Regions from separate parts of the Mus musculus genome. Here all the other regions are linked to region 1. The links are chromatin loops, found by intact Hi-C in ENCODE. Cell type or tissue: heart. All regions are shown on one strand. Region 1 holds the start of Zrsr2 (zinc finger (CCCH type), RNA binding motif and serine/arginine rich 2). Region 2 has its middle 66 kb from the start of Rnf138rt1. Region 3 holds the start of Ap1s2 (adaptor-related protein complex 1, sigma 2 subunit). Region 4 holds the start of Siah1b (siah E3 ubiquitin protein ligase 1B). Region 5 has its middle 10 kb from the start of Siah1b. Region 6 holds the start of Piga (phosphatidylinositol glycan anchor biosynthesis, class A). Region 7 overlaps Car5b (carbonic anhydrase 5b, mitochondrial).

What was found. Peaks named below come from ENCODE experiments on the same cell type or tissue, not always from the same donor. Only the 100,000 strongest peaks of a DNase experiment are listed, where the experiment ranks them.
Region 2: it touches region 1 in a loop (10-fold over the local background); 2 of 42 quality-filtered maps call a loop at or near these places.
Region 3: it touches region 1 in a loop (10-fold over the local background); 9 of 42 quality-filtered maps call a loop at or near these places.
Region 4: a loop joins it to region 1, with 13 times the contacts of the local background. A loop is called at or near these places in 16 of 42 quality-filtered maps.
Region 5: a loop joins it to region 1, with 2.7 times the contacts of the local background. A loop is called at or near these places in 16 of 42 quality-filtered maps.
Region 6: it touches region 1 in a loop (2.5-fold over the local background); 7 of 42 quality-filtered maps call a loop at or near these places.
Region 7: it touches region 1 in a loop (2.2-fold over the local background); 2 of 42 quality-filtered maps call a loop at or near these places.

The regions. Positions count from the first base shown.
Region 1 is chrX:163,956,486-163,960,485 of GRCm38, forward strand. It overlaps Zrsr2 (zinc finger (CCCH type), RNA binding motif and serine/arginine rich 2), which reads right to left and starts at 2,181. Exons shown (of 11, transcript NM_009453.3): 1 at 1,789-2,181; 2 at 1,431-1,510; 3 at 1-68. The coding sequence starts at 1,841. It overlaps Gm38561 (a long non-coding RNA gene), which reads left to right and starts at 2,256. Exons shown (of 4, transcript XR_878297.3): 1 at 2,256-2,360. In heart, no CTCF peak of the experiment used is centred here; DNase peaks (open chromatin) are centred at 1,806 and 2,206; H3K4me3 peaks cover 2,339 bases; H3K27ac peaks cover 1,957 bases.
Region 2 is chrX:163,825,223-163,829,222 of GRCm38, forward strand. It overlaps the pseudogene Gm20188. Among named protein-coding and RNA genes, the nearest start is that of Rnf138rt1, 66 kb to the left of the region's middle. In heart, a CTCF peak has its summit at 2,376 (motif pointing right); no DNase peak of the experiment used is centred here.
Region 3 is chrX:163,907,237-163,911,236 of GRCm38, forward strand. Ap1s2 (adaptor-related protein complex 1, sigma 2 subunit) reads left to right here and starts at 1,781. Exons shown (of 6, transcript NM_001290379.1): 1 at 1,781-2,037. It overlaps Gm52456 (predicted gene, 52456), which reads right to left and starts at 2,295. Exons shown (of 2, transcript NR_165469.1): 1 at 2,175-2,295; 2 at 874-2,062. In heart, CTCF peaks have their summits at 1,739 and 2,355; a DNase peak (open chromatin) is centred at 1,855; H3K4me3 peaks cover 2,597 bases; H3K27ac peaks cover 1,594 bases; H3K27me3 peaks cover 395 bases.
Region 4 is chrX:164,074,217-164,078,216 of GRCm38, forward strand. It overlaps Siah1b (siah E3 ubiquitin protein ligase 1B), which reads right to left and starts at 2,277. Exons shown (of 4, transcript NM_001308385.1): 1 at 1,971-2,277; 2 at 1,362-1,453. In heart, no CTCF peak of the experiment used is centred here; DNase peaks (open chromatin) are centred at 1,995 and 2,305; H3K4me3 peaks cover 1,797 bases; H3K27ac peaks cover 1,193 bases.
Region 5 is chrX:164,064,326-164,068,325 of GRCm38, forward strand. No RefSeq gene overlaps it. Among named protein-coding and RNA genes, the nearest start is that of Siah1b, 10 kb to the right of the region's middle. In heart, a CTCF peak has its summit at 2,071 (motif pointing left); no DNase peak of the experiment used is centred here.
Region 6 is chrX:164,417,976-164,421,975 of GRCm38, forward strand. It overlaps Piga (phosphatidylinositol glycan anchor biosynthesis, class A), which reads left to right and starts at 1,805. Exons shown (of 6, transcript NM_011081.3): 1 at 1,805-1,865. In heart, no CTCF peak of the experiment used is centred here; a DNase peak (open chromatin) is centred at 1,676; H3K4me3 peaks cover 1,781 bases; H3K27ac peaks cover 982 bases.
Region 7 is chrX:164,002,670-164,006,669 of GRCm38, forward strand. The region is part of intron 2 of Car5b (carbonic anhydrase 5b, mitochondrial); the gene reads right to left. Among named protein-coding and RNA genes, the nearest start is that of Car5b, 23 kb to the right of the region's middle. In heart, a CTCF peak has its summit at 2,348 (motif pointing left); no DNase peak of the experiment used is centred here.

The DNA of each region.
Region 1 (4,000 bases):
CAACCTTTCTTCTTCTAGTCGTTTTTCTTCAGCAAGAGGATCTTCTTCCTCCTCTTTCTGTGCCAATTCTGTAGAAATTCAAATACTTTATTAAGTAAAGTCTCACAATCCTTGGTCAGTTATTCATGCAAAAAAGATAAATATTTAACCTTTATAATTATGGTAAAAACCTAAACTTAAGGCATAGTGGGAAAGCTTTTAATCCCAGCACTCAGAAGGCAGAAGCAAATGGATCTCTGAGTTCAGGCCAGCTTGGTCTACACAGTAAATTCCAGCCAAGGCTATATAGATCCTACCTCAAAAAAAAAATCTTAAAAAGAATAGTAGTTATAAGCTTCCACATGTGTGCTGGGCCTTGAACTCTGACTCTGGTCCCCCTGCCCCTCTCTCCTGAGTGCTGGGGTAAAGGCGTATAGCACCAGAGTGCTGGCTAAGCGGGCGTTCTTAAGCATTCCTCTAACCGCACTTCTTTTTAATCAATGCTTCCATCATGATACTCATGGCATGGCTGTACAACGAGTTCAGAATCAAACAAGAAAAGGAGAGGGGGAAGAGAGGGAAAGAGAGCCTGCAAATATTTAATGATTTTACAAAGTTATAGAAGTACTCATGAATATTTAAGTGTTCTATTTTTTTTCAACTCTGTGTACACTGGAAGACTTTTCAAAAATAAATAAATAAAAATCTGGCAAAATAGTTTTAATGGAAGAAAAGTTTATACCTTCTATTCAAAGTTTAAATTTGAAGGGGGAAAAAAAGAATGCCAGTTGAGACAAGTGGGAGGGGATAACTGACATGAGCTTAGGAAATTGTAGCAGATTAGCTTCAGACTTAAAGCAGGAGGGTTTTGTCATCAGTAACACAACAGCTTACTGTTCCTTTTTGTTTTCATCCTTGATGTTGGAGCCTGCCTCTCCTGAACTAGTTCTCAAGTACTGTTCCACAGTCTCCGGTGGTAAGGCTGGCCATCACCTTAACCTAGCACTGCTGTGGGAGCTCAACCCTCTTGCCTGCATTTGTAAGTGCTTGGTCATCTTATAAACATCTAATTTTATGAATCTACTAAATGTATAGCTCTACCACTTAGAATATCGGGTTCTGTCACGTGCGGGCCATTTTTAAGTGGTGTGGTGGCTAGCTGCAGAGATGAGCTGGGCAGGAAATCGAGGGAAGCAGCTGCATGGGCTGGGGGTGTAGCTCACTTGGCAGAGTGGTTTGCCTAGCACGCACGAACCGATCAACTTGCAAAGTGCCATGGTCGCCGAAACTCTGTCACCCCGACACTTCGAAGGCAGAGGCAGGAGGATCAGAAGTTTAAGAGTCGTCCTCATTTACGTGGCGGATGTAAGGGCAGCCTAGCCTGTCTGAGGCCGCGTGGGAGGGCGGAGCAGGAAGAGAGGGAGCAATTCCACATCCAGAGCAACAACTACCTGCCTCTCTGAGCCGAGCGAGCGCCTGCCGTCGCCTCTTACGTCTCTCCTTCTTCCGGAGGGCCAAGTACTTCTTACGGCTGGAAGATTGAAAAAACGCGCGCGCGCGCGCGCACGCGCACACACAGAGTGAGCATCCGCACACCCGGCTCTGCACCCTCAGGCCAGGGGCCAGCCTAGGACAGCGCTCGGAGGCAAAGGAAGAAGGCAGGCTAGCCCGCGCCGGTCGCCCCGTCCGTCCCCCGCCCCTCCTTCCGCTCCCCCCCTGCGCCCCGCCCCCCATCTCCTCGGGCGGCCCGGGACAGCCCCGGAGATAGTCGTCCCCGCCCCAGTCGCCTCGCCTCGTCATTTCCTATACCTCAGTTTCTGCGGCCCCGCCGTAGCGTCCGCCGTAGCCCCCGCCGTTTCCATACTGCTGTCGCTGTGTTCTCCCACGGCAAGGTCTCAGCGGAAGCAGCCACCCAGGTCCTCGGTCGCCCACTCCGCGCGGCCACCAACCGGTACCTGCCCAAGACGGAAGGAGACGGCTTTCTTCCCGCAGCTGGTCAGCCAGGCGCCGCGGCCTGAGAAAACAGACCCTCAAAGAGGCCGCCGCAGCCACCGCGGCAGACCTGAGTTTTCCTCCCTCGGCCAGTCAGCCAGGCATCGCGGGCTGAGAAAATGTCTCCTCACCGAAGCCGCCCCCCGGAGATCTTCCACCCCCGGAAACTCGTGCCCCAGCTCCTCGGGGCCTCGCGGGGGCCTTAGCACCGCCCCTTGCCCAGAATTCAAGGCGTTAAGGCCTAGCTCCGCCCCCTCCCATCTAAATTCCAAGGCGACGCCTCTAGGTCCCGCCTCTCTCCGCGGCTCCACCCATGAGCGCCCCAGACGAAGTTTAAGAATCCGCTTCCTCTTTGCAAAACCTGCTGGCTCTGGTTCCAAAGGAATCAGGTTTGTGACCCTTGTTCTTAATCCTGAGAAGCAGAGAGGGACCGGAGTTAAGTGCAGGGGAACGGGATCTGTTCGGCTGGCTCTGGAGTTGTGCTTGGAGAAAGAGGAAAAAAAAAACAAGCCGAAAGCGTCTGGAGGTGAAACTGACTGGAATGTGCTGGGAAGCAGGGAATTTTGTTACTGGAACAAAAGTGCAAGGCAAGGGTATCTAGAGATTGGCTGCTGCTACCCCATGCCTTTGTGCAAAGGGGAGGAGGGCTGGAGAAGAGAGCTCAGCTGTAACTGTAATGAGAGCTTTACTACTATTTCATAAGATACAAGTTTGGTTCCCAGCACCCACCAGACAGTTCACAACCATCTGTAACTCCAGTTTCAGGGGATCCTGTGCTGCAAACACGCAATGGACATACATAAAATAAATCTTTAAAAACATTTACATATGCAACGAGAAAATGTCCCTCTTCTTAATCCTCGGCTGGCTTTTGCAGCCTGCCTCTAGGATCTTGGTTCCCTGTGTTTGTTGAGGAGTCTCCTTCTACTCCCTGCCTCTGGGGAACGCAGACCCCCAGGCTGCTGCTGCGGAGGTTGAGCTGGACAACTATAGCAGTCTCCAGGAGTGTTTTTTTTTAATGGGGAAATTTTACGTTGCAATGTAAAGGATTAAATTAGCAGGACAAGGTAGTTCACACCTAATCCAATACTCTTAGAACTTAAGAAACTAAGGCAAGAGGATCAGGGGTTCAAGGTCAACCTTGGCTATTTAGAGAGTTCAAGGCCAACTTGAGCTACCTGACACTTCCATTAAAAAAGAATTGGTGGCTCAGGCCTTTAATTCCAGCACTTGGGAGGCAGAGGCAGGTGGATTTCTGAGTTCGAGACTAGCCTTGTCTACAGAGTGAGTTCCAGGACAGCCAGGGATATACAGAGAAACCCTGTCTCGAAAAACAAACAAAAATAAAATAAATAAGAAAGACAAGAAAAAGGTAATACTGTATCACAATCATCTAGGTGAGGTGTGATGTGGAACTAGAGAGGAAAATAAAAATAGGGCTGGCAGATGATTAAGCAGGTAAAGATGCTGAGGATCTAAACTCGATCCCCAAGGACCTATATAGCAGGAGAGAACAGACTCCCACACATTGTCCTCTTTGGCATGCATTCCCACATTAAATAAATAAATATAAAAACAACAAGTGGGCAAGAGACAAGAAGGCAAGAGTAAGAGGCAAGAGAGTGAGGAGGTGGCAAGCAGCCCCTTTTATAGTGGACCAGGCCTACCTGGCTGTTGCCAGGTAACTGTGGGGAGGAGCATACCTGACTGTTGGCAGGTAACTATGCAGGTGGAGTTTAGACAGAATGCTAACACTTTGCTCTTTCTGCTCTCAAGGGCATCAGTGGACATCTCCTTCACCTTCTGCGGCAACTTCCCCCGCAGTGCTTATCAGAAGCCTTACCTGGGGCCACAAGTTTCTTGTTTTGTCACAATTGATGAACTCTTAGTTCCTGGATTTTGTTGAGTTTGTTGTTGTCATTGTTGTTGTTGTTACTTTGTTGTTTGTCTTGTCTTGTCTTGTCTTGTCTTGTCTTATTAGAGTGTCTCTGTAGCTCTGACTGTCCTGAAGCTTGCTTTATAGACCAGG
Region 2 (4,000 bases), 130 kb before region 1:
CTCTTACTACCACCTCTTTAATTTGTTTGTTTCATATTTTAAAACAGGGTATTACTTTGTATTCTTTGCTATCCAAGAACTTTCTAAGTAGATGAGGCTAGCCTTGAACTCAGAGAGATACGCTTGCCTCTGCCTCTGGATGCTGGGTTTAAAGGCATGTGCCAGCATCCTCTTTGTATAAGCTGAGGAAAGCCTAGAGAAATATGACCTGCACATATTTCTTTGTCCATATAATTATGATAACATTTCGTTTTAAAACCTATTTTATTTTGTACTTAATTTCTCCAGCAATGATGATCCATTTCATCAGTCACCTTTGAAATAATGGATTTGAAAGGCTCATTTATAAAGTGAAAGTACTGCATTGAGGCCAGTGAGATAGCTCAGCCAGTCCAAGTCAGAAGGAGAGAACCAGCTCCTGAAAGTTGTTCTCTGACCTCCACATGCACATTGTGGCATGTGTGTACACATGCACACACATTAGATAAACATAATTTTAAAAGTTAAGAAGTACTACATTCCACGTGCTTTTAAATTTTCTCCTTTGAGGTTATGTTATGTTGTATACCCTTGCGTTTAAAGATTATGCACCTTGAAATTATTAAAAACAGAATTATTGAATCAGAAGAACTTTTTAATTTGATTTTTATTAATTAAAACACCCACTTAAATGTGAATCATTTAATTCAAATAATTGCATTGTTTTCTTTTAATTTTCTACTTATCATGAGGGAGGGAGACACAAATACCATGCAGGTCAGTGGGCAATGTAGAGTAAGTTCTCACCTTCCATTATGGAATAAGGGATGGAAATCAGGTGATCAAAGTTACACCTCAAGTGCCTTTATTTGGCAAGTCATTTCACTGAACCTTATTTGTTTATTGTAGATATACTTGTTCCTAATTTGGTATCCAAGACCCTAATTTGGTCTTGGTGTTCCCATCTATCTGGTTTCTCTTCTTAGTCTTTGCTTGCTTCTCTTTTCTTGAATGTTCCAAGGCTCAGTCCCATCTCTCTTTTCCTGTCTCTCTCCACAACATCACTCTAACTCAACTTCAAATTCTACATACATAACTATCTTCAGCTATATCCCCACATGCATTCCTCTTCAACTTCTAGGTTTTACAATCTAATCATGTACTCAACAGACGTATGTGATGACCGTCTCAAACTCACCATCTTAAAGTCTTCTCCCTGAAACATTGGCTCTACCAACAGCCTTCCCCATCTCAGAGAATATCAATAATTACCTTTCAGTTACTGAGGGAAACAACTTGATACTTTCTCAAGTTCACCCTATTCATGAAGAAACTTTGAGAACTTTACTTTGAAAATGTCCAGGTGCTTACTACTCCATTTGTATTGCCATGATCCAAGCACCTTGCCCCTTGCTAGGAAAACTGTAATAGTGCCCCTCTTCAGTATGTCTCCTTGCCTAAAGTTATCCCTTCCCCATACTACCTAGCAGCCAGGATGGACTTTTGGCAGCCAAAGCAAGATCTTGTTGTGTTCTCAGCTCAAAAATTCTCCAGTGGTTCTCCTTTTCCTCCCACACTCAGTGTCCCTTATCACGTTCCACACTTTTTTATATTTCCATGGCTAGTACCACATTTTTAAAAGAGTTGTATAAAACATTTAATTTATTGATCTTTTGGGGAAATTTGACACGCCATCACTGTATCCCAATGGAGTCATTAATCTTGTAGCTTGGATGACATTAGCTCCTTCGTTTTTATGGTGCTGTTGAGGAATCAGCTCTCTGCAGAAGCTCAAGAGAATGGCCTTTGGAGAAATATGCAAGTTCCATCTAGATATTTTCAAAAGCTCTGTTCACTCTTTTCTCCTTTTCATTGTTCACAGTGTTTATCTTCACAAGATTAGTGCTAACATGTTTGGTCTTGGTTTTTATTTTGTTTTGTTTTGTTTTTATTTTTTACCTTGAAGCTTTTTTGTCTGGCTGTATGAAATACATTCCTGGACTTCTGCCCTCTTAATTTGCTCTATGCCATTGGCTCGTGTATCCCATGTGGCTACTGAAGCTCTGGGTATGCAATCCAAAGGTACAGTCAGTATCACTTTTCAACATGGTATATGGTTTCTATATTGCATCTTTTGTTTGTTATCATCTTGAAAAAAAGCTCCACAAGGGCACGTTCTTCCCTCCTATATCCCAAGAGTCTATGCCACTTGCTTCATATTACATAAATGAAAGAAAGTAGTATTACTCTTTAGCCTGAATGCTCCTTAACCTACGTGGAAAGATACTAGGACAATAAGTGACAATTATCCCTCATTGTCAACCTCGCCATAATCTAGAATTACCTGGAAGGGCCTCTAAGCATATCTGTGGGGGATTATCTTTATTATGTTAGTTGAGATAGCAAGACTCAGCAACTGTAGGTGGCACTGTTCCCTAGGCAGGAGATCCTGGGCTATATAGGAGTAAAGAAAAAAGACTTGAGCAATAACGTGTGTGTGTGTGTGTGTGTGTGTGTGTGTGTGTGTACATTCATTGTTCTCTCCTGACTGTGCATGTAACAGGATCAGCTGCTTTAAGTTCCTGCTGCATTGACTTCCCCAGTGTGGTGGACTGTACCATGAGCTGTAAGCTAAAAATAAAAGCCCTTTCTTCCTTAACTTCCCCAGCCTATTTTATCAGAACAACAGAAAAGCAACTAAGACAGATACCATAACTCTATGCACACACACCTAACTCCACCCTCATGAATAGGTTATTGACTGCTGAGCCCCTAGGATCTTTATATAAGAGTAGCTAGCATCTGTCCAGAATCTGTCAGTCTCCTTATTTCTGTTTGTGAATACCTGCAAGTTGTCAACAGGAAAGTCTCAAATGCAAATAATTTTCATTGAAAATGTTTGTGGTAAATGAACTCACATGATATGTACTCACTGATAAGTGGATATTAGTCAAGAAACTTAGAATACCCAAGATACAAGATACAATCTACAAACACATAAAACTCAAGAAGAACGAAGACCAAAATGTAGACACTTTGCCCCTTCTTAGAATTAGGAACAAAACCATGGAAGGAGTTACAGAGACAAAGTTTGGAGATGAGACAAAAGGACGGACCATCTAGAGACTGCCATACCCAGGGATCCATCCCATAATCAGCCTCCAAACACTGACACCATTGCACACACTAGCAAGATTTTGCTGAAAGAACCCTGATATAGCTGTCTCTTGTGAGACTATGCCAGGGCCTAGCAAACACAGAAGTGGATGCTCACAGTCAGCTATTGGATGGATCACAGGGCCCCCAATGGAAGAGCTAGAAAAAGTACCCAAGGAGCTAAAGGGGTCTGCAACCCTATAGGTGGAACAACAAATATGAACTAGCCAGTACCCCCCCCCCCGGAGCTCGTGTCTCTAGCTGCATATGTATCAGAAGATGGCCTAGTCGGCCATCAGTGGAAAGAGAGGCCCATTGGTCTTGCAAACTTTATATGCCTTAGTACAGGGGAACGCCAGGACCAAGAAGTGAGAGTGGGGGGGGGGAGGGGAGTGGGGGGAGGGTATGGGGAAATTTTGGGGTAGCATTGGAAATGTAAATGAAGAAAATACCTAAAGAAAAGAAAAGGAAAGGAAAGGAAAGGAAAGGAAAGGAAAGGAAAGGAAAGGAAAGAAAAGAAAAGAAAAGAAAAGAAAAGAAAAGAAAAGAAAAGAATTCCACCTCACACCAGTCAGAATGGCTAGGATCAAAAATTCAGGTGACAGCAGATGCTGGCAAGGATGTGGAGAAAGAGGAACACTCCTCCATTGCTGGTGGGATTGCAAGCTGGTACAACTACTCTGGAAATCAGTCTGGAGGTTCCTCAGAAAACTGGACATAGTACTACTGGTAGGTCCAGCAATACCTCTCCTGGGCATATACCCAGAAGATGTCCCAACTGGTAATAAAGACACATGCTCCACTATGTTCATAGCAGCCCTACTTACAATATCCAGAAGTCCCTCAACAGAGGAATGGATACAGA
Region 3 (4,000 bases), 49 kb before region 1:
CAATTTGCAAGTCTCCCATAATTTCCAGAGCTACTAACCAACATTAGTAACACATCCAATGAGTTTAAACTTGGGAGGTGGTGACTTAGGCACCCTGAGGACGTAGGTGTTTTGAACACAAAAAGGAAAGGCAGTGTTTAGAATTAGAAGGCCGTTTTTCATTGTGTAATATCATTGCTATCTTTGAACTGGCTAATGACATCTGTTTCTTGTGAGAAAGTACATTGGCATTTTAGAGGCATGTTTCAACAATAAACAGAGAAATTTGGGCCGGGGACCTAAAGACCTACCAAAAGCCAATTCTGCTTTCTATTGACCACTTTAATACTCCAGTATATTTCACTCACACACGTTTGTAGGAAACTTTCCAAGCAGCATAGTATTGCTGAAAAGGGGAAAGTATTCTAGTTTTATTTTTGCTAAACAAAAGCATATACAAAATGACCTCAAATTCCTAACGTATAAGATCCTATTACATTGGCACTCTAAGACATAAAAATGAACATTGATGTCTAATAAGGGGGTTCTTTACATTAAGTAAACACAGCTTCGCTAAAAGTGTAGCATCTTTTTTTTCTTACATTAGTTAATTTACAATTCCTGTTTAGTAATCTCTGCAAAGAAAGGCATGCCCAATGAATACTCTGTTCTGGCTTTTGTTGTAGGGACAGAGGTGACAGTAGTAATGAGTAGCATTTGACAGGGGAAATCCATGGCTGTCCAAGCAAGGTCACCTAATCCTGTGGATCTCCATTCCCCTTATCTATAAAAGATGAGTTGAACTCGATGATCCATCCATTCCACCATTCAAATAAAACACAGACATCCATCATACGCCCAGACTAAGTCAACATTTCAGCTTTTTAACAAGTCTATCATCATTTTATAATTTTATTAGACAACTCACATTTATCAGTAGTGTTAAAACCAGGCAGAGAACTAGGTTGTTAAACGAATAAAATCCAAGGTGCGCTAAACAGAAGCATGTGGGTAAAAGAGGAATTCGTTGTTCCGGGGCTTTAGGGTGAGGCTTTATAGATGTGACATTAGAGGAAGGACATGCCAAGGCGAGCGAGTCATCAGCCAAGGCTAAACTGGAACCCGGGATGGGGAAGGTGCGGGCGAGACCGTGAGAAGGAAGCGGGATCTAAAAGGACTAAGCGCTGTCTGGATTTTTTTTTTTTTTTTTTTTTTTTTTTTTTTTTTTTTGCAGCAGAGAGCGGACTACAACTCCTCCAGTCCGCCGCACTGCTGGGGGAAGCAAGCCCTGAAGAGAGGCTCTAGCAAAGCTTGTGGCGAGAAATGTCTAGGTTAGCTGGGGCTGGAAAGGAGGGGCCTCCCTGCAAACGCGGGCACGAGCACCGCGACAGCGCTGACTTGTTTTCCCCTGAGTTGCAGCACTCCTGTCCTTGGCTCCCACCATCATCGCCGACTGTCACACCTCCCCGCCCAACCCTCTGGAGACCCACGGAGTCACTGGCGCTCGGAATCAGCCCCTTTGCGGTGCGGACCATCCTTTAGCCTGCACCACGGGGTCAGCTAAGGGCGCCGCGGAGCCCCATCACCCTGCCACGGAAGGAGCCAGGACAGCCGCGCGCGCCGCGTCCCGGCAGCACAGCCCGAAGTACGCAAGCGCGCTGGCCACAGCCTAGGCCGCTTCCGGGTCACGTGGCCAGACTTCCGGCCCTCGCCACGCCTACCCTGCGGTTATTTGACCAATCGGCTTCTCGTTCTTGCCGGCAACAGCGCTCACTCTAGAGGCGGTTGGCGCCCCCTCGGCAGCTTGGCGCGCGGTCTCCGGTCCGCCTCTCCGCTCGCCGCAGCCCGGGCTCCTCCTCCGTCCAGCCTCCAGGGCGGGATCTGTCGGCTCGCCCTACCCTCGCAGCCTAAGCCTGCCCTCCACCAGACGGGTCCCCTCCCCGCGGCACCACGGCTTCCCTTCCACAGCACGGCGACGGGGGCTTCCCCTCAGCAGCTGCCGGCGCCTCAGTCTCCGCGGCCAGCCCAGCTCCGCCGCGTCCGCGGCCCGCCGCCGCCGTAAGTGCTGAAGGAGTCCGCTGAGCTGGCAGGGATGGAAAGAGGGAGTGATGGCTGGGACGCGCCCCCCGCCGCCCCGTGAGCGCCCCGACGACCCCACCCCGAGTCCTCCCGGGGCGCCGCGCCCCGAAACTCACTTCTGCCGGCGGTAGCGCTCCGCTCTCCACTCGGCAGCGCGCCGGTGATGCAGGGGAACCGGTCCTAGGTTCCGCGGGGACCCCGCGGCACCTGTGGTTCGCTGATCGCCTCAAGTTTGACGGGGCGTTTTGGGGAGGGGCTGGGGTGACGGCGACCGAGGACTTGGCGCCCCTGGCGGGCCAGCGGATGCCATTGTCTCTGCTCCACTCCTTGCCGGTCACCTCGCCCAGCTTTGGGTACTGATGGAGTGTAGTCCCGGGAGGAGGGGAGGCGTCCGAGACTGCGGGACCCCAGGGATGCTGGACCAGAGCCCACTCCAAGGCTGAGCTCATTGTTGGGTTTTTTGTTTTGTTTTGTTTTGTTTTTGTTTTAATACCAATCTGGAGAAATTGTTGTCCCGGGATTTGCGGCAAAAATCAAAGCGAGGGAAAAGGAATACTTGTGCCGCGGGTTTCGTCCCATGTTAGCACATCATTTGTTTTGAGGAAAATGCTTGGTTTCTTCGTCCTCCAAAGTGGTAGGGCGGATACTGGACCCCGCTACAGATAGCCTAGAGCACACCCCAGTCATTAGCAAACCATCTCTCCTGGTCAAGATTTAAGAAAACCGATCGGTCCCTTCCCCAAGTTCTGATAACGGTTTGCGTTCAATGTCCAGTTCTTTCGATGCCGTTCTTTTCGATGCCGCTGTCTTCAGGACTTACAAGGGTGGCACTTTGCTCTCAATGAATTATATAGTGTTGTGTGGGGTAATAGCCAATTTTAACTTTATTAAAGTTAAATGGCTACGCCATAAATATCCGGATGTTTTCTTGATGCCTTTTTGGGATATTGCGAGGTGGATTTCCTGTCTAGAGCCAATTTGATTTTATATTAGTTACGTAAATTCCTCCTCCGGGTGTTCAAATTTAAGGTTGTGTGGTGAATATTAAGAATCGCCCTTGGGTGGATCTTACTTGCACTGTCACTGTTAAAGGAACTTAAAAAGGTTAAAACAAAACACCTATCCAAATTTTACCTTCAAATTAGCTTTACAATACAGCTCGCTTTTACCAGTTGAATTATAAAATACATGCCTTAGAAAATATAGACTGACCAACAGACATGCAAATACTAAGTAAATCAATGCAAATTAGCTTCGGTATAAAACATACTCAAATCCAGCATAACATTCAAATGTGGTTTTTGTTTTAAAAGAAGTATTCTGTGCACTGTCCCAAAAATTTGTTGTTTTAAATTAAATATCTTGTGTCTCGATATGAGTAACTTTGAATAAAGCTTTTTAAGCGTGTATTCTCTTTTACATACATTAACTCAGTTCTTGAGTGCTTGTTTGTGTTGGATTTTATGAAATGCAAACATAAAAATCGGGCTTTTGTCTTTAAAATGTGTTGTTTGTGAGATCTTTTTGATTAATATTGTGATTTTGCTTAAAATATGCTAGCATAAATTGAAGGGAATGCTTTAAATGACAAGCAGTTTTTCTGCAAGAAATTCAGCCTGGAACTAGAATAGCCTCAGGGTGAAAAATAGTAGGTCTCCTCTTCCTAGACATGTAAATCAACATCCTAAATCAACTACCTGATGTCTGCATTTGCCTTTAATGCACATAGAGTGGTGGAGTGTGGAACAGGTAGAAAATTGTTTCTTGAAATTATCAGAGTTTTTGTTCTTCAAAATTTTCACTCCAGCTTACCACCTGTTCTGATTTCCACACACTCTTCCACACTTACCTACATATAGTAAGATCTTTCCAATAGAATTTCCTGCTATTATAACCTGCGTAGAAATGTTGATGGCTTATTGATCATGTGTCAGGGTGTTTA
Region 4 (4,000 bases), 120 kb after region 1:
GTGATCAGGGGAGGTCTGGACATGTCTTGAGACCCATTTTAGTGTGATCATTTGGGGGAAGGTGCTATTGAGAGGTCAGAAATGCCCTTTAATAGCTACAGGGCTCAGGAAGATGCACACAATGGAGAATAATTAAGTCCTGGAGCTGAGGTGGCTCCATGGTCAAAGGCTCTTCCAGAGGACCTGAGTGAGTTCCAGTCTCAGTGCCATGGCAGGCTGCTCCTACCTGCCTGTGACTCGAGCTCCAGGTGACCCAGCAGCCTCTTTCTACTTTAGTGGACTCATGCAGAAGCCTACACACATACCCATAGTTAAAACTAAAATTATTATCTCCTATTATAATTACTCCCTTCTGCCTGGCATTATCAGGACCTGGATATTGTTGGGATTCAGGAGTCACCCCACAAACCACATGAACACCAACCTCAGTCAAACAGGGATGGTTTATTAAACAACACACCGTAGGACTGACTGACACAGCTCAGACTTTGGGAACTATGACCCCAAACATTTCTCAGGGCCAGCTTATAAAGGCTAAAACAACTAAAACCACAATGAGCTCATATGCCAATGTTGGAAGTCACATAACAGTTCTTTAATTTGATAGGTCCTACTGGTGAAGCTTATAGTTGTGGAATTTCTTAAGATTAACAAACGTCATAACCTCGGAACATAACAAGGTATGTGGTCAGCATGACCCTGCTTTGAGTCAAGTTATTTTTCTGTGTTAATGACTGGTACCCATATTACTGCAACAATATGAAATAGCTGGCAGGCATGGAACAAAATGTCTACAGCTATGTTACGGCAGGAGACCTCAACAGACATAACTTACAGGAAAGGACTAGAGAGGGATGTGAGAAAAACCATCTTCTAATTCACTCCATTTTCCATGTTCACAGCAAGGCACACACTTACACACCATCCAGCTAGAATTAACCCTGAACTGCTTGAAAATGTTAAAAATCTAACCTCTGGACAGGTTGAGATCCACAGAAATAAACAGAAGTATAGAGACCTGCCTTATCAAAAAAAGACGACCTCAAACAGGCCACACTAGACTCTGAGATAGTTGACACTGGTTGCAACTCTCTCTCCGTTTCTGCATAACTTCAGCATGCTTAAAGTTTCAAAAAGAAAAGCTTTGTTGTGCATACTAGTCATGCTCACAGTTCTTCGGGCACACACATGCCAACCAAACTTTTGGATAGCAAAGGGGAGATTGGCAGACTTACAGTCCAGAAAGCAGGAGAAAAAGCAACCGTGGTTTTCAGAAGAGATTATTCAAACTAAGGTGTACACATTCAAATTATTTCTCAAGCTTTTTCAGGAAAAGACAAACGAGGTGGAGTTATACTTACAAGTTTCCAGCAGCTTCAGTCCAGTAGCCAGCCCTTAATGCCTGCTGTCATCCGGATCCCAGGCACTATTTTGAAGTTCCTGGTCTCTCGATCTGGAGTAGGGCACAAAAGAAAAAAAAAAAAAAGATGTTAAGAACTTGAGAAGTGGAGACGGGTCAGACTTGTGTTCCCGACACTACTGTGCTACCAATGCCCACCCTGGAGGGTGGCGTTATCCGTCCCCCCCCCCCCCAATCCGGATGAGTTCCAGCGTCTTCAGCCTCGGTGTCTAGAAATGCAGTCGCCCCATCTCCAAACCGGATCCAATCCCCAGGGGTTAGTTAGTGACCCTGTACTGACGAGAGCGCCCTGGGAAGCCGGTTCCTGGGGGAAGCTCGAGTAGCCCCTCCGTTATACTCTCGGACCTACATCTTTCGGGTCTCCCCGGACCAAGGTACCTCAAGACAGTGCGTGTAAAGGCCAAAGGGGTAGTCCTTGTCCCCACAGACAGGCCCTGCGACCCCGCGGCCGCGGTCACACACAGTCGCCCATCCTTACCGAATTCAACCTCCGCGCGGGCTCCCGGCACGAGGCTGCCAGCCTATGAGGAGCTTGCTTACGCCCCCTTACCTCACGCCGCAGCCTCGCGAGACCTTGACTCCTGACCCGCCCTCTGTCTTGGGCCCAGAAACCGGAAGTCCCGCCCTCCGGTAGCTCCGGTTCCGGCTCAATCCGGCTCTGGCTCGCTCCGGCTCCGGCTCCGGCTTTCGACCGCAGCTCTACAGGGAGACCGCTGAGGAGACCCTGAGAACAGCCACAAGTGACTTGCCCAGGCCTTTGATCTCGAACAGCGGCATGCGATCACCCTTGCGCCTAAGACCACAGGCCGATTTTCGCGCTCCGCCCATGTCACCAGCCCGCCTCCATCCGTCGCTTAGACCACGCCTTTTCCTCCGGGCTGTACCACTAGCTCCTTCTTATGGGTGATGCCGTTACCATGGTGCCGAAGCCTGGCTGGGTCACGTCACGTCACGTCCCCTCTTTCGTTAGACTTTCTTATTGGCCTATCAGAGCTTGGCTTGAGAGCAAGCTATGAGCCCGCCTCTCAAAGAGACCTCTTTTCCCCTGCAAGCATATTTTACTGCTTTAAGTCTAAGACACCTCAGAGGTTCCCTAATCACCTACCGTGGCCTTCACCTTGGCCGCCCCTCTCTCGCCAGATCGAGTGTCTCTCTTGAAAAAGGATACCCCAAAGTCCCTCTTGAAAACAGTCCAAATTCTAGATGCTAAATAAATAAATAAATAAAAAGTAAAGTAATGACACTTTTATTTTTTCGTGTTTCTGCCAGTGGTAATTTATGAGCAGAAACCGATGGGAAACAAAACTGCTTGCCCAGTGGTGGGGTTCAGTGGTGGAACTGAAACCTCGCAATTCCTTTTCGTGCCTTTTTTTTTTTTTTTTTTTTTTTTTTGGTTTTTCGAGACAGGGTCTCTCTGTGTAGCCCTGGCTATCCTGGAACTCACTTTGTAGACCAGGCTGGGCCTCGAACTCAGAAATCTGCCTGCCTCTGCCTCCCAAGTGCTGGGATTAAAGGTGTGCGCCACCATGCCCGGCTTTTTCGTGCCCTTTTAATGAGACCTGGGGAGCCAACCCAGTGTTTCTTCCAGCCTCTCACTCAGCAGGCTTTAAATTTTAGACAGGTACGTGGAGGAAGCACACTGCCCTTCTAGTTCTTATGACTTTTTCTAGGCACCAGCTCTCCCTCATACTATGAAGCTCTCTAGACTGCACCACACTTTCATCTCTGCTTTGAAGCCCTCCACCCCTACCCCATACTCCGACATTACTCTTATAATTTGGCTCCCACAGAGACAATGCTAACCCAAAAAACTCTGAATGGGCACACAGGGAGGAAAAAAACCGTTCCATTCGCTCTTTGTTCCTACATTCAAAATCTGTGACTATATTCTGAAAGTACAAGAAGCCTGAAAGAATCTTGAAGTTCTTTGCTTCAAGGACAAGATAAATAAATAAAAAAAGATGTGATAAGAGACTGGATAGGTGGAACCAGTGCTTGGTAAGAGCTGGTGTGTTGATCCAATCGGCAGGAGTAGCTGGGAGCATGAAACCACTGGCCATTTCCATAGTAGTTACTACAGCCCTCACACAATCAAATTCTCAACAAATATTCACTGACAATATCGCCTTTTCATTTGTGTGGAGGGTTACAAGTTTCCCCTCCATCACACAAAGATTAGTTCCATGTGTCAGCAGTCACGATTTTGTGATCACTTTAAAATATGAGTTTCCCTCTCCTCCACTTTCCACCCTTGTGTGGCTTGAAGACAGTGTGTGTATGCACAGGGTAACAATCCTGACCTTAGACGAGCACAGAGTAAAGAACAGGTTTTTGGTGTGTGTGTGTGTGTGTGTGTGTGTTTTGAGACAGGGTTTCTCTGTGTAGCCAGGCTTCAAATTCAGCTATTCACCTGCCTCTGCAGTCCAAGTGCTAGAACTACAGGTGTCTGCCCCCACCTCCAGTTTTTTTTTTATAACTCTAAATATTTTTTTTAAGATTTATGTTACGGGTGGTTGTGAGCCACCATGTGGTTGCTGGGATTTGAACTTCGGACCTTTGGAAGAGCAGTCATGTGCTCTT
Region 5 (4,000 bases), 110 kb after region 1:
GTTTCAGACCTTGGACAAGTCACTGAGGTGCATATTTAACAGACCAAAGCAGTCTTGGCTTCCAGGTTTTCCCCGCATCCCTCAGTCCCTACCTGGCATACCCTGCAACCAACCTTCAACTTTCCAGCCCAGCGGCTGGGCTGCCCTTTCCCCCAGAGGCTCCTCCCTATATAATCCATTTTGCGCTCTCTCATGCTCTCTCTCATATTCTCCCTCCCTCCTTCCTTCCTTCTCCTCAGCTCCCTCTGTGCCCACCTTTTCTTTCTCTTCTCCCTTCCTACCTCCCCATGGTGACTCCCCTGGCCTTGATCCTTGGGGTCAGTAAAGTCACCCAAGAGCAGCTTCCCAATAAACCTGCCTTTAATATCATCTAATCTGGCTTGAATTGGCTCATTTCACCAGAGGCAGAGAAATAAGCTATCACAGAGTTCCTGTGTATCAGATATTTACATTACAATTCATAACAGTAACAAAATTAAAGTTTTGAAGTAGCAACAAAATACTGTTCTGGCTGGGGATAAGCACAACGCGAGGAACTGTATGGAAGGCTCACAGCACTAGGACAGTTGAGAACCCTGCTCTAACGAGACAGCAGGGCCCTGCTATCAGACTCATCTTTCTTTTTTACCTCAGAGAATTTGAACCCTTTCGGGTAAGGAGTTCACAGGAAGCTGACATCCAAGACAAAACACAAAAGGCTTGCACTTCGACACCTAGGCATAAAGAATTTGGCAAGGAATATAATGAGGGATTTGGCAAGGGTATAATGGGGATTGTACCCTGGTGTGCCACACACACACACACACACACACACACACACACACACACACACACACAAAACAACCGAGGGCTGGAGAGATGGCTCAGTGGTTAAGAGCACTGACTGTTCTTCCAGAGGACCTGAGTTCAACTCCCAGCAACCACATGGTGGCTCACAACCATCTGTAATGGGATCCGATGCCCTCTTCTGGTGTGTCTTTAGACTGCAACAACACACTCACATGAAATAAAAAAATAAATCTTTTAAAAAAAGGACTTTTTTCTTTTTAAAACTGGAGGGAGTGATATCATCAGGACTCCATTTTCCTCAGCCCAGACTTTAAAAAACAACAACAACAACAACTTGTTTCCAGTAACAGAGAACAGAAGCAAGCTGGAGTTCTGCTCCCTCCCATCGAGTGGTGGACTAGATAACCCACCTTGGACCTAATTAGCCCATGTTCTAGCCTTTGTCTCCTGGCTGCCGGTAAATCTTAAGAAGGCCATAGGCAGAGCAGGACAGAAATTAAACAGGTAGGTAACAGAATAGACTACAAAGTATGCATTGATATGCAAAATAAACAAAGCCTGTAAGACTCGATTATCACCAGGGTTCACAGGCAAACTAATCCTTCACACTTGGGCTCTACCTTCTTTCTTTTCCTTATTAGTATGTTAATAGGACTTCAGGATGACCCTGGGGCTCCAAAACTGCAGTAGAGTCAGAATAAATCTTTCTAAGGAGAACAAAGGACTGTAAGCAGAAGTTTTCTACCTAGTACCCTAAAAAACCCAAGATCTGAGGGTCCCTGGGAAAATGGGGAGTGCTTCCCTATGAGGCCTGTGTTCTCTGAGCCTAGAGTTGGATAAAATTAGCAACCCCAAATTTCTGTCTTCGAGTTTATAAAGGCACTTAAAAGAAGCCAACAACTCAACATTTGTCCAAACTACAAAAAAAAAAAAAAAAAAAATCATCTCTCTATCAATTTCTGTTTGCTGGTTTCGTTTGAAATTCAGGTAAACTAAGATGAAGGGCTTATGGACCTAAGTGCCTGGGAAGGCTATTTCCACAAAAATAGGAATCTGTTTATTCTCATTCACCTTCACAGAAAAGACAGTTCCCCCCGATTGCTAAAAATAGAAATTCAAAACATATATTCATTTTTCTTTCCAGGTATGTGTGTACTGGGAGGTGGGGGTGGGGACAAGTGTCAAAGCAACAATGACAGGGAACTCTTAGAAAAGTCAAGGCCAGTGAGTCTGCCCTTGATGGTCATACTATCACAAGGTGCGGCAGTGCCATCTAGTGGTCAAGTGGCAGAGATGCTCTCAATACCCCTAAGCAGTGGTTCTCAACTTAGGAATGCTGCAATACAGGGGGAAATAATAAAAAGCTCATGACTTGTTCCTCATGCTGGGGTGAGCCCAAAGCACAGTTATTTTGTTGCTACTTTATAACTGTAATTTTGCTGATGTTATGAGTCATAATTTAAGTATTTGATATGCTACTCCTAGGAAAGGGTGACCTGCGAAGGGGTCATGACCCACAAGTTGAGAACCACTGCCCTAGAGTATATGTGTCTTCCCACAATTTTCCAGCCTAAAATTTTGAGTGCTACAGTTGAGAAATCCCATCCTATGAAAACTTAGGTCTTTTATTTTGGTTTATAAAGTTGTATTATACGATTATAGATGGGGACAAATGGCAAAGGCAGAGCTACTGACTAGCAGAAGCCTGTCACAGAAAATGGGGTCGCATTTTTGAGCTGTTGTTAGTCTAGGGGCAGCATGTTCATGGTGCAAAGGGGAAGTGACTTCACAGAAAAAGTACCAGGGAAAGCACTCCCAGGCTTTTAGCCAGTATCCAAAAAAAGAGAAAGAAAGGGAAACATACTTTTTGAGTTGGAACTTGGCAAAGTAGGCACAGGAATGCTTGATAAGCAGCTTCTGAAACCAGGATGCTTTTTATTACTCCCCTGTACAGCACACTTTTCTTCTTTCTTTGGAGATACCTGAAGCCCATGTTCTTTGGAAAGCTTTGTATTTCAGAAACCAACTAGGACACAAATGTTTAAATGGCACACTATTTTAATAGTATAATCTGATCAGAATGGAAGTGTTTCTGGAAATTCCTTAAATGGCTCTAATTCTTTGAGACAGGGTCTGTCTGTATCCCAGGCTGGCATCAAACTCTAAACACCTCACAGCCTCTTTAGTGCCACTAGAGCCAGCTGGTTTTGTTTTAAGGATATCTGTCAAAGAGGCCATACATCTTCCCCTCTGGCATATTAAGTGACTGCCACAGAAGTCATCTTTTTCAAAGCCAATGAATAAAGTCTTTGTTAAAACTGGGAAAGAAAGGGAATAGTCAAGAACTCCCTGTTTAAGCAATCCATAATGGCTTACCACTTGAAGAAATGGAAATTGAGCTGGGTAGTGGAACACTGGGAGGCAGAGGCAGATGGATCTCTGAGTTCAAGGCCAGCCTAGTATACAAAGCAAGTTCCAGGACAGTCAGGGCTACACAAAGAAACAGTCTTGAAAACAACGACGACACTGGAAGGAAGAAAAAAAGGAAAAGAGGGAGGGAGGGAGGAGGGAAGGGAGGAAAAAAGGGAAACTATCTATTTTCTCTCACACACACTCACCAGCTAGAGACCAGGGCCTACCCTTTCAACTGGCCTCTTCTGGCCATATGTTCCTATCATGTTTAGCCTTTGGCTTACAAATTCAGTTTCATCTGTATTTTCTTTCCCCATATTCACCTCCTCTTTGACTAACTAAGATACTGACTAGAAGACTTCCTCACCAACTTCTTGGTTGATCCAGAGTCAATCCCAAAGATGGGAAGACAAAGACCACAGATCCAAATCATCATGACCAAATCAACTAAAGCAAGACTTTTCATTCATCTACACAGGGCTGCTCCCCCTAAGGCAGGGTTCTGGAGGTCAGCATTGGATGTGAGGAACACAAGACTTATTTTATAGCTCAGGAATAGAAGATTTTCAAATGGTGGATTTGGCAGGCAAAATAGGCAGATTTACAGGAGCAGAACATAAGGATAACAAGTTAGCCCTTCCTGAAACAAAGACATGGCCTCAACGTGAGCAGAACAAGGTAGTTATAGGTGGTCATCTAACCCTTTGGAACAAAGGCAGGGCTGCAAGATGGTTACCAACAACTTTATGAAACAGAGGAGTGATCATCATTCCTGGAACAGGCAGGCAGAACCTTTTGT
Region 6 (4,000 bases), 460 kb after region 1:
GAACAGTCAGCATCTGCCTCTGTATCTTTATTCACTTTTTTTTTCTTGAAAGGATCTTGTTCTCAACTTTTATGGACACCCCCTACTTCTTGTTTCATAAATGTTGGTAGATAGAAATACTTTTTTCTCTGAAGCTCCCAGCCTTTTCCCACATATTTCCCTTAGCAATTCCTTTTCTCATAGACAGTTCCATATGCTTCAGTTTCATTTTGGTTTGGAAATAGTACTCTTGCCAAGTTTTCTCTTTGTGTACTTTGCATATAGATAGCCAGCCAGCTTTCACTACATGTGTGAGGTGCCTCCCACTCTAAAATTATCCAAGGAAGCTTATTTACATATGAATTTGCAAAGAACTAAATTTCAAGGGAAGATGCTGACTACTTTATTTGACATCTTTTCTTTTTAGACTATTTGATAGTACAACTGGCATTGGCTGCCTTCATACCTTATCATCAGAATATCCAGCACAGCAATATTTTAGTCAAATTCTAGTGGCTTCCAAGAACGTTCTCTAAAGCAGTGTTTCTTAACCTTCCTAATGCTGTGGTGTGATGACCCACAACCATAAAATTATTTTCTTTGCTACTTCATAACTGTAATTTTGCTACTATTATGAATCGTCATGTAAATACCTCCTATACAGGATACCTCAAAGGGGTCCTGACACACTGGTTGAGAGTCTTTGAAGGCATGCTTTGTGGTCGTTCAGGCAGAATACTACAGTTCAAATCTGCTACAACTTTTTTGTTTTGTTTTGTTTTTCCAGACAGGTTCTCTGTGTAGCCCTGGCTGCCCTGGAACTCATTCTGTAGACCAGGCTGGCCTCGAACTCAAAAATCTGCCTGCCTCTGCCTCCCAAGTGCTGGGATTAAAGGCGTGCGCCACCACACCTGGCACAACTTTTTGTTTTGTTTTAGAAAATACCCTTAACTTTACCACAAGCTTCAAGTGGATGCCAGTCATGGTGATGGTGTTGTTGCTTAGAAAACAATTTATTCTAGAAAATGCAGGAATGGCCATGCTGGGGAATCTGCAGGTACCAACTATAAAGAGCAGGTGACTATTACAACAATCGAGAGATTCTGTCTTCTTGGCCAAGCACAATCTGGCTCCAGACCGCAAGACAGTTTTGGCTGAGGACTGCAGCAGCTTGAGCGGGAGCGTTTCAGGTTATACCTAAGATTCCCTGACACCCCCCCCCCCCCATAGAGTTGTAAGACAAAAACAAAATCTGAACTTTTAAAAGGAAAGTCCTCAGTCTTTAGGACACGCACAGATATGTAGATCTAAGATTCAAAGTTCAGAGTTTAGTTTTGACTTGCTGTGATTTTTCTTTATTTTTGTACTTTTATGCATCACATTTAGCAATCCTGCCAGAATAACAAGAATGGATGTGGTTGGTTTGGCTGTGGTACCATACTGACTAGAAACGCCCTGGCCTTGATTTCCCCGCCCCCTACCCTGCCCTTCCTCTTATCCCCGCCCTCCCCGCATTCCCGCTCCTCCCCCCAGCCCCCGGCCCGGCCCGGCCCCGCCTGGTCTCTCTAACCGGAAGGAGGCGGGGAGAGACCGGGCTTCCTGAAAAGAGACGCAGTAACTAAGCAACCAGGGCACTTACGCCCGGGACCTTCCGCAGCTCTTAGGAGACGTGCTCCTGCGCTCGCTGACGCTACAATCCCGCGCTAGAGACTTGGGCCCGACTGGGCGTCTCTCTTCTACGTAATTCAGAACCTCTGTGTGATTGGTTATCATGGGGGCGCGGCGCTCGGATCGCGGACGCTTCTGATTGGTGCTTTGGAGCAGCGGGGCGGGATTCTGTTAACTGCCGCGGGAGGTCCGGACAGTGGCGGCCATGGGACTGGAGGGTAAGTACGCGTCTTGGCTGTCCTTTCTAACGTTCTCGGTCTCTCTGGATGGGGTTGTGCCGTTCTCACAGGACCGTGGCAGGCTGTGGAGGAGGTGAAGCCTACTCTATCTGAGGCCCGGAAGTCGGGTCCGTGGGTCTCCGTAATCAAATGGGGATTGAGGGTGCCTTGAGGGTTGGAACTGGTTCTTAGACTGAGTTTAGTAGAGCGAGTGACTGGAATCTTAGGACGTTTTTCCGAGTCCCTTTGGGTCTGGCCGGATCTTGTCTCATCCTGGGGTGCTGGCTGGTGGACCCGGGCTGATCCTCTTTGGCTCTAGTACACCCGAGCTGCCTCTCAGGGAGTGCGTGTGCACTGCCTTGGGACTGGATTAAAGTATACTTCTCTTGATTTCTCAGCCCTGTCCGAGCCCCCTCTAAGGATCCTCAGAAGCTTCTACTAATAAGGGAGTTCCCTGGGCACGATTGAGAATTTTGAGGACTTCTTGACTTTGTCATTTACATGGCTTGGGTAGGGAAGTTGTACAGATCGCTTAGCATGTAGGGCTGGAGAGAGAATTGACCAGATTTTACAGCCTCTATTCACTTATAGAAGCCAAGATTCAGTGAGTATTTTCACATACTTTCATTTGGTTCATTATTTCTGTTCTTATCATTCACTTCTTAAAACGGGATAGGACTAAAGGACCAGGTTTAGATGACACATGACAGTAGCACAGCATTAGCCACTTGAGGCTTTGCTTTCCCCTTTTGCAAACTTCATATTTTCTTGCTTCCATTATTTGTTTACTTACTGGTTGTAAATTTGGTCTTCCCTCCTCTTTTTTTCCAGTTTATGTGTCCGGGTGCCCCCATGTAGCTGTCTTACCCTGCCCTAGAACCCTCAATTCTCTGTCTCCCAAGCACGTGCTCCTTTCTTTCCTGCCTCCTCCCTCTGAATTTCTGAGACGATTTTAAATGTAGGTGAATTTGTGGGAGAAAATGGACACATGTAGTTGCAGGTGAGAGCTGAAACTCAGAGAGTTAGGATAGTAATCCTCCATTGAGTTCTTTGTAGACTTGTAGATCTCAACTAAGGCGGATTTTTGCCAGATCTCTAAAGCTGTGGCATTAAAAGTCTAAGCATCTATAGAACAGAGTATTGAATGAGCACTTCATATGAGCATCACTTTAGGGAACTCCTAAAGGGAACTTTTCTTAGCCTTAGATGTAGGAAAGAGCCCACATGTAAAGCCTGTGTCCTGTTCCATTTCCTTTCAGGGTCTACACTGAAAGGGTGCTCAGGGGAAAGGCTTCCATAATTAAAAGAAGGGTTCTGAAAAGAGAAGGGAGCAGTTTAAGCATAGCTATCCTTGAATAAGGAAGGAGAAGCCAGATTGTCTTCAGCATGAGCTCTAGGGAACACTTGAAGAGGGTGTTCTTAAAAAGAAAGCTCTAGTTCCAGGTACATTTTAAAGGAAACCACAGAGATAATACCAGCAGAGCCTTATGGGATGTACTGGGTCACTAGCTAAGCTGTGCAGCCCTAATCAGCACATTTTCTGTGAAGAACCAGATGGTAAATATTTTAGGCTCTGTGGGTCATCTGATTTCTTTCAAAGCCACAGAAGTAGCCATTCAGAATATAAGTGAATGGGCAAGCCAGGTTCCTGTAAAAATTTGTTCGTAAAAATAGACAATGTGCCAGTATACTTAGATTCACATCCTAGCCTGTTTTAGTATCCTTTTCTGCTTCACAACCCAGAACAAAAGGCAGTGCTATAAAACAGCCTTTTTGCTATTTTTCATGACTCTGGAATCTGCTAGACTTAGCTAGTGGTACTTTTATGAGTCTTTTCAGGGGTTTCTGTAGAAGGCTGCATTTAGCTAGAGGTCTGGCTAGAAATTGGGCGCAGGTAAGAATGTAGAGGTGGCTGGGTCCCTATCTCTCCATGTAGCTTGTAAGCCCTTTTCCTCTCATTGTCTCCCCCATGTCCTTCTAACCTAGTAGCTGTATGATAACTCCAGAAGTAAAAGCCATCGAACCTTTCATAGGCTGAGGTCAAAGATCTGCATGTCCCTTTTACCATGTCCTGTGGCTTACATGGTCCCAGTGCAAGGGAGATTCCTAGGTGCAGTGGTGCACACCTGTAATCC
Region 7 (4,000 bases), 46 kb after region 1:
GTACTGAGAATGGGTTACATCTAATGGAGTTGTCGGCCAAAGGGTCTCATAGGAACCTCCCATACAACCCAGGCTGCTCCCAAGACTATAGATACTCTTCACAAACTGAATACAAGGCCCTCTTGATGAAGACAACATCTACACCATTTACTGAACATGAACATATTGAGCTGTGCCTATAGAGTCTTCATCCGTAGGTTCTATTCTAGCATCTTTGATACAGAAATTTACTGTGCATGTTACCAAAAGAGAAACGTAAACACCTGCCCAACCACAAAACCTTTGATCTACAATAGTGTTCTGCCTGTAAGACATGCTAGGGCAATGATGGCACAAAGCTTGTGGGTGCAACCAACAAAGATCTGATTTGAGTTATGGTCTACTCCACGAGACAGAATTTATACCTAATACTCTTGGAGGGACCAAAGACTTAAGAGTAGTTAGATAGCCTAGTTGTACTGAAAGACCATAACAATAAAATGACTCCTAATGACATTCTGCTGTACTCATGGAGCAGTGCCTTGTTCAGCCATCATCAGAGAAGCTTCGTCCTGCAGCAGATGAGAGCAAATAGAGACCCACAGCCAGACAGTGTGCAGAGTGAGAGACCTTGGAACACTCAGCCCTAGTTGAGCTGTCTCCATCAAACCCCTCCCCACCAGGGCCCAGGGGACCCTGTGGGAGAGGATGCAGAAAGAGTAAGAGCCAGAGAGGGTGGAGGACACCTAGGAAACAAGGCCCAATGAATGAACACAAGCAAAGCTCACATGAACTCACAGAGACTGAGGCAGCAAGCACAGGGCCTGCACAGGTCTGCACCAGACGGGGTCCTAGAGATGAAAGAAGTGGACGCATGCCCCCATCCCTAACCATCCATCTCCAATTGATAACCACTTGCAAATGAAAATTTACTTTCCTGCAAAGGAGACACACTGGGGAAATAAACTACTCTTAAGGGTAGGCTGCATGTTCAGCAGTAGATGACCAAGAAGAAAAAAACCTCAATGGCAGTCGGGGATATATGTATGTATGTATGTATGTATGTACATATATACATACATATATACATATACACAAATACATATACATGTATACATATGTATACATTATGGCTTATAGTTTATTGTTTTTATTTTTTATTTTTTTGCGTTTTTGCCTGCTCTTTTCTTTCTGACTGTTTTGTCCTATTCCAATGTGTTAGTTTTTATCATTATATTATAATCCTTTAGAAGCTTGTTTGTTTTCTAGCCTGATCCACAGAATGACTTCCAGGACAGCCAGGGCAAAATAGCCTTAAAAAACCCACAAATAATAATGGCAATAATAATAACAATAATAATAATAATAAATTAGAAATGTCAGGCATGGTGGTGGCGCACACCTTTAATCCCAGCAGTCAGGAGGCAGAGGAAGTCAGATCTCTGCGTTCAAGGTCTGCCTAGTCTACAGAGTGAATTCCAGGATGGCCAAGGCTGTATAGGATGACCCTGTCTCAAAAACAACAGCAGCAACAACAACAATAATAGAAGCTTGTTTATTCTCTACCGAGAGACAGAAACATGGAGGTGGAGCCCTGGCTGTCCTGAAACTCCCTCTGTAGGCCAGGCTGGCCTCAAGCTCACAGGAATCAAGTTCCCTCTGCTTGCAGAGTACCAGGATGAAAACTGTTCACCATCACCTCCTGCTCTTTCTATTGAAACTATTTTCAATAGAAAGAAAAAAAATAGAAGCCCCGGGATGCACGGCTTCAAGGTCAACAAGAAAAAATGCTGAAGAGCTGGGTCCCTGATTGAGAGTGCTTCTTACTCCTCCAGAGTATCTGAATTTGGTTCCAAGTACCCACATCACAGGACCCCAGTCATATTCAACTCCAGCTCAAAGGGATCTGTTGTCTTCTTGTGGCCTCTGTAGGCACTTACACAGTTTACATACATATACATAAATAAATAGACATTACACATAATTACAGTGTACAGTGTCCTGTACATCTTGCCCCACCAGTGAGTCTAAGTGTTTGACTATGACAGCCGTGTTGTTAGCCAGGAACATCTCCCATACAAGTCGGTGCTATCCTAATCCTCCTATTAACGCTAGGGCAGAATCCTATGTCTGATTCTCTCGTATGGAGAAGATAGTTCACTTCCTTTTGGTACTTGCCCAGAGCTAAATTCTCCAAGCCTCAGCTTTAAATTCTTGTTTGCTTGAGTTTTTAAAGTGTCCCAGCAGTGTATTGAGTGCTCCTGAGGATGTCGACCAGCTAGCTGTTCTCAACATCATGAAGGATTCAGCCCCTTAAGAGACAGTTGATAGTTTCCTGATGCTTCAGAGTAGGGTTCTACTGACCTCTACTGGACAAAGGCCAGAGATGCTGATAAACACCCTTCCCTACATTATACCGCTGGCTATGTTCCTAGAGCCAGAATTGAGAAACCTTCACCTAAAGCCAAAGAACAATACATGAATTCAAAGTTTGATTCCCATCCCACTCAGTTTCAAAGATTCCTGTCCCAAGGAAACCTCCTGTCTTGTACATATGATATTCTCAGACTAATATCCCTGAGAAGAAAGACAATTTAAAAATCAGCAAGTGAGAGTCTCCTGTGGAGATTATGGAAGAACTGGAGCGCTGGTCATCAAGTCCCTAAAATAAGGCCCTCTGTCATTCTTGATTGTTCACGACTCCATTCAGACATTGGGAACTGTAGTTCTCACATTTTTTATTCTCCCCTCTCCCTTTCTTCCTCCTTTTAAACAAAAAAGCAGATGGGAATGATTTCCTGGTACTTGACGACCATTTCCCTTGAGAGAAGAGGGTTGTGTTGTGTTCTAAGAGGTCTTATTTTCCACACATTTCTCATAGAAAAGAAAACAGCAATGATTGTGTCAACTACAGCTCAACTTAGTAGAGTCAGATTGTTCATAAGAATCTGTAATCACTATGGTGGTGGATGTGGTAGAGTGTCCAACCTCCCAAGTATTGTACCCTAGGTTCAATCCTCAGGACTGCAAACAATAGTTATTATAATAATAAAAGATTCTGCAGCTGATAAACACCAATACTTGTTTGGTTTAAGTTTTTTTTTATTTTTATGGACATGGTTGTTTTTGCCTGCTTGGCTGTCTGTACTACTTGCATCTCTTTAGCCCCTCTAAACTGTAGACTCTGTGTTAACCATACATTTGCTCTCAATTTTTATTTGTGTAGCTTTGGCGTAGTGTGTACTTTAGCTAACAGAGTATCATGGAATGAGTGGCTTATAAGCAAAAGAAATACAACTTTCCTCATAGTTCTAGAGTCTAGAAAGGCCAACAGAAGACAGCACAGATTTGGTGTCTTCTGAAGGCTACTTTCCGGTCCACAGCTATCTTCTTGGTGATATATATATATATATTTACATATTTTCCTCAATTACATTTCCAATGTTATCCCAAAAGTCCCCCATACCCCCCCACACACTCCCCTATCCACCCATTCCCAGTTTTTGGCCCTGGCATTCCCCTGTACTGGGGCATATAAAGTTTGCGTGTCCAATGGGCCTCTCTTTCCAGTGATGGCCCACTAGGCCATCTTTTGATACATATGCAGCTAGAGTCAAGAGCTCCCAGGTACTGGTTAGTTCATAATGTTGTTCCACCTACAGGGTTGCAGATCTCTTTAGCTCCTTGGGTACTTTCTCTAGCTCCTCCATTGGGGGCCCTGTGATCCATCCAATAGCTGACTGTGAGCATCCACTTAAATGTTTGCTAGGCCCCGGCCTACTCTCACAAGAGACAGCTATGTCAGGGTCCTTTCAGCAAATGCTTGCTAGTGTATGCAATGGTGTCATCGTTTGGAGGCTAATTATGGGATGGATCCCTGAATATGGCAGTCTCTAGATGATCCATCCTTTTGTCTCAGCTCCAAACTTTGTCTCTGTAACTCCTTCCATGGGTGATTGTTTCCAATTCTAAGAAGGGGCAAAGTGTCCACACTTTGGTCTTCGTTATTCTTCAGTTTCAT